2 separate regions of the Homo sapiens genome follow, and region 2 is linked to region 1. Evidence: read pairs that join two places in POLR2A ChIA-PET (ENCODE). Cell type or tissue: GM12878. All regions are shown on one strand.

The links. ChIA-PET counts read pairs that join two places held together with the same protein. Peaks named below come from ENCODE experiments on the same cell type or tissue, not always from the same donor. Only the 100,000 strongest peaks of a DNase experiment are listed, where the experiment ranks them.
Region 2: POLR2A ChIA-PET joins it to region 1 with 6 read pairs; 2 of 35 experiments call an interaction of 5 or more read pairs at or near these places.

What each region holds. Positions count from the first base shown.
Region 1 is chr1:183,403,445-183,405,944 of GRCh38, reverse strand. The region is part of intron 1 of NMNAT2 (nicotinamide nucleotide adenylyltransferase 2); the gene reads left to right. Among named protein-coding and RNA genes, the nearest start is that of NMNAT2, 14 kb to the left of the region's middle. RefSeq lists a silencer at 2,097-2,391. In GM12878, no CTCF peak of the experiment used is centred here; no DNase peak of the experiment used is centred here.
Region 2 is chr1:183,639,770-183,642,269 of GRCh38, reverse strand. It overlaps a transcript of RGL1 not described here. Among named protein-coding and RNA genes, the nearest start is that of ARPC5, 5.2 kb to the right of the region's middle. In GM12878, no CTCF peak of the experiment used is centred here; no DNase peak of the experiment used is centred here; H3K4me3 peaks cover 417 bases; H3K27ac peaks cover 340 bases.

The sequences.
Region 1 (2,500 bases):
GACGTGGTACCTTCCAGAACTTTGCAGGTCAGTGCACATACTTAGTTGTGTGAGATGTCAACCACACACTGGGAATAACATCCTGCCTTTGGAATAGCAAAGACACTTTGCACGTTCCCAGGCAGGGCTGAGACTAAGCGTTTCTGAATTCTGAAATTATCAAGTTTGTTTTCTGATATTTCACTGAAAGGGCTGTTATTTTTAAAACAAGTTCTCTTGAAGTGAGACTTCGTCTCTACAAAAGACAAACAAAAAAAACAATAAAAATAAAAAGAGCTCTGTTGAAAGCTCCAGTCAACTCTTGTCCATGTCTTAAAGTCTTAGTTTTGTCTAGCTCCTCCCTCATGGCCATGTGGTGGACGCTTCCCTATTCCCAGGGCTCCCATGTAAGTGGCTAAATGACCTTGTTCCCTGCAATGATGACTTTGTCCCAACAGAGGTGGATACTGTCATATTTACATTGGGTGAAGTGGAATCTTTTAAAAACCAAGTAATAAAAAAGCCATTTTTCTTATGAAAAATTCTAAACATATGCAAAAGTAAACAGAACAATACAACAATGAACTTGATGCACCTATCACCCAGCTTCAATAATTATCAATTCCTTGCTCATTTTGATGTGCTGATACCCCTACCCACTTCCCAATCCTTGCCCTATATTATTTTGAAGCAAATCCTAGAATCCTATTGTTTCGAAGGTGAGATCCTTTCTTTCATTTTTTTTAAAGACAGAGTCTTGCTCTGTCACCCAAGCTGGAGTTCAGTGGTGCCACCACAGCTCACTGCAGCCTTGACCTCCTGGGCTCACGTGATCCTTTCACCTCAGCCTTCCAACTAGCTGGGACTACAGGCACATTCAACCGCGCCTGGCTAATTTTTGCTTTTTTATAGAGATGGGATTTCACCATGTTGCCCAGGCTGGTCTCGAACTCCTGGACTCAAATGATCATCCCACCTCGTCCTCCCGAAGTGCTGGGATTACAGGCTTAAGCCACCTCGCCCGGCCTGAGATCCTTTTAGTTGGTGCATAATTGCTTCTTTGTCTATCTGACCTGCCTTTACAGACAGGATGTTTTTCTTCCCCATTTTGCATTTGTTTGCTTGACCATTTGGGTTGCAGACAGGGTTGGTATGGGAAGATGTCTAATTCCTTTCTTTGAGCAGATATAATAATGCTTCCACCCTAGACCAACAGCGGGGGTGGCAATTCAGCATTGGCATTGCCTTTAAAGCATTGCTTGTAAAGCACTGTCTTTCACATCTTTCTCACATCATGAGGGGCCTCCAAGGCTTCCCTCCAGAGTAGAGCTCCTATTGGACACAATGGGCCATTCTTCCTCTGAAATGGAGCATTCAGTTCTCTTTCCCTTCAAAGCCACGAATGTCTGTGTTAGAAGATGTTCCTATATCAGTGATTTTCCACTTGGAGTCCCTCAACAACCAGCATTTCTCATCAGTCAGAAAAAGGGTCTGGGAAATGCTTCCAGTATTTCTAAGCATATGCATTCCCCCTTAATATGGCACAGGCTAGCTAAGTGTAATATTACATTTCTGAGGCTGGGTGCAGTGGCTCACGCCTGTAATCCCAGCACTTTGGGAGGCCAACGCAGGTGGATCACCTGAGGTCAGGAGTTCAAGGCCAGCCTGGCCAACATGGTGAAACCCCGTCTCTACTAAAATACAAAAATTAGCCGAGTGTGCACCTGTGGTCTCAGCTACTCAGGAGGCTGAGGCAGGAAAATCGCTTGAACCTGGGAGGCAGAGGTTGCAGTGAGCTGAGATTGTGCCACCACACTCCAGCCTGAGCAACGATGTGAACTCCATCTCAAAAAAAAAAAAAAAAAATTACATTTCTGGGCTTTTGCCTGAATTATTATCAGTTTGGTGAGATAAACTCCTGCTGATCAGCAGTCCTAATGGGTAGCTGCAGATATCTTTGATGAACAAAAATAGGGACCCTTTTTCTTCCATTTCTTCACAAAAGGAGAAAAATAATTAAACAAATCCTGTTTGGTGACAAGGTTGTCCCCTGTAATAGCATTTGAATTCTTGGCTTCTGTCTGGCCTGACTTTAACCCATGTAAAGAATTGAAATAAAATCCTTCTTACTGATTCCCTAATCCTTCTCTTATGCTGCATTAAATCAACTTTTCAATGTGTATTGTCATGCAATTTTGTTATCATTTGCATTTAAATGTAGTGAATAAAGAACTCCCTGCTGAACCCCTTGTGGAATGTTTAAGTCCAACATCCCAGTTTGCCCAGTAAATCATATGGCTATGAATATTCATTAAAAAGGCCTGAACAACTTCTCCATGTGGAATTTGCCCTTCGCACTGCACTTGCTTTGTTAAGATTGGTTCTTTGTGGTTTCATATGTGGTCGTACTAAGCTCTCAAAGTGGATGGAAGGAATGGTGGGGAGGTGGGTAAGGACAGTCTCCCGAGTGGGGGCTCCCCATGGCTACTGAGATGTTTTAGTGCCATTTTTTTTGGGGGGG
Region 2 (2,500 bases), 240 kb before region 1:
GTAAAGGGTTTATTTACCAAGTGTCTGACACACAATAAACGTATTAAGTGGTTGCTATTACTAATAAAATATGAACAGGATAAGGACAAACAGTAGGAAATTATAAGGATTGCAGGATCTTTCAAATTTTATCAAACCTATGAGTCTTAGATAGTTGACTTCTTATTTTCTTTAAGAAGTTAAGATATGCTACTAGAATTTGTGATAATCAGGTTGGGGAAGAAAAAGTTGATTTCAATGTTTTGCTTAAAGAGTTAATAGTGGTAATGAGAAAAGAAAAACGTCCATGGTCATGGAAGATACTAAAATAATTATAAGAAAATATTTTGTGCAACTTCTTGCCAATAAATTGGCAATGTAGATGAGATGCATGATTTTCTAAAAACCATAAATTCTAAAATTGATTCAAGAAGAGAAAGACAATCAAACAAATCAATAATCATAGAAGAAAAGAATAATCAAAGATCTACCTCTAAAAGTATCAGCAAGCCCAGGTGGTTTTGCAGCACACTCTAACTTTCAAAAACCAAATAGCATGATAATTTTTCATCATTTAAACTATTGCAGAGCATAGAAAAAAAGGTGGAAATCTAAATTCATTTACAAAGTTAGACTAACACTAATATCAAAACTGGATAAAGATAGCACAAATAAATAAAACTATGGACCAATCTTACTTAAAAACTGAAATTATGGCCAGGTATGGTGGGGGGGGCTCATGCCTGTAATCTCATCATGTGGGAGACCAAGGAGGGAGAATCGCTTGAGGCCAGGAGTTGAAGACCAGCCTGGGCAACATAGGGAGACACTGTATCTACAAAACAAAGTTTGTAAAGGCAGCACACAGTGCCTCACACCTATAATCCTAGCACTGTGAGAGGCCGAGGCTGGCAGATTGCTTGTGCTCAGGAGTTCAAGACCAGCCTGGGCAATAGAGCAAAACCCCATCTCTACAAAAAATACAAAAATTAGCTAGGGGTAGTGGCGTACTCCTGTGGTCTCAGCTACTTGGTAGGCTGAGGTGGGAGGATGGCTTGAGCCTGGGAGGTCGAGGCTGCAGTAAGCCAAGATCATACCACTGCCCTCCAGCCTAGGCAACAGAGTGAGATCTTGTGGCAATTATTTAAAAAAAATTCTGAAACCATATAAACAAAATATAAACTAATCAAATCCAGCAAGTAATTAAAATGGTAATATTTCACAACCAAATAGAGTTTATTCTAGAAATGTGGGAATGTTTCAGTGTAGAAAAATATATATATTCACTACACTCATAAATTCAAAGATAGAAACTATATGATTTTTATCATTAGATCCCCATAAAAGGCATTTGATAATTTTAGCAGTCATTTCTAAAAGTCATAAAGCGAAAGTCAATATAATGTCAACTGGTGAAATACCAACGAAATTGAAATAGGAACAAAGCAGAAGAGCCCAGCACTCAATTTTTCAACACTCTTTTCACAATTCTAGCAAACACAAGATAAAATAGGTGACAGAAATATTAGAAAAGAAGATGTAAATTATCATTACCTCAAATATTATACAGTGTGATAAGAGATGCAACCTTAAAACGACTGTTAGCATTAATAAAAGACACCAGTGCTAAGAAAGAATACAGGATAAATATGTTTTAAAGTCCATAGCTTTCATTTTATATCATCATAAGCCATTAAAAAAATCAAATGAAACAAGTCTCATTCACAATATTTTAAAAATAAGACTTATTCTTTGGCACTAAATCTTTTTCTTGAGGCAAGAGATTTACAATTTTTTTTAATCTTTGAAGTACTAATATATAAATAAAGGTTTATGAAAGTTGCAGATACCAGGATGAAATCACTGTTTGTCAAACACAAACTAGAGCCAGGAGAGCACAAAGGAGTAGGGTTCATGATTGCATGGACGAGATAAAAGACATTTTTGGAAGTCCTGTCTCAAGGACTTTCTAAAATAAGAAATTCTGTAGGACTGCAGCAATTCAGATAAAATGCTCTCAAAACAATACCTGCCCAGTAACAGCATCTCTTCCTCTAAAATGGTGCCAACTCTGACTTTGAGTATCCAAAACCAATGTCTGTTTCCAAGCAGTTTATGTGAACTTCTCCTTTTGCCAAATAAAAGTTTCCCTTTGGCCAGGCACAGTGGCTCACACCTGTAATCCCAGCACTTCGGGAGCCCAAGGCGGGCAGACAAGGTCAGGAGATCAAGACCATCCTGGCCAACATGGTGAAACCCCGTCTCTACTAAAAATATAAAAATTAGCTGGGCATGGTGGTGTGCGCCTGTAATCCCAGCTACTTCGGAGGCTGACGCAGGAGAATGCTTGAACCAGGGAGTCGGAGGTTGCAGTGAGCTGAGATTGTGCCACTGCACTCTAGCCTGGCGACAGAGTGAGACTCTGTCTCAAAAAAAAAAAGAAAAAAAGAAAAACATTTCCCTTTATCCTCCCTTCTTTGATGTATATGTAGCTTGCCACAGCTGTGCATCTCAGGTTATA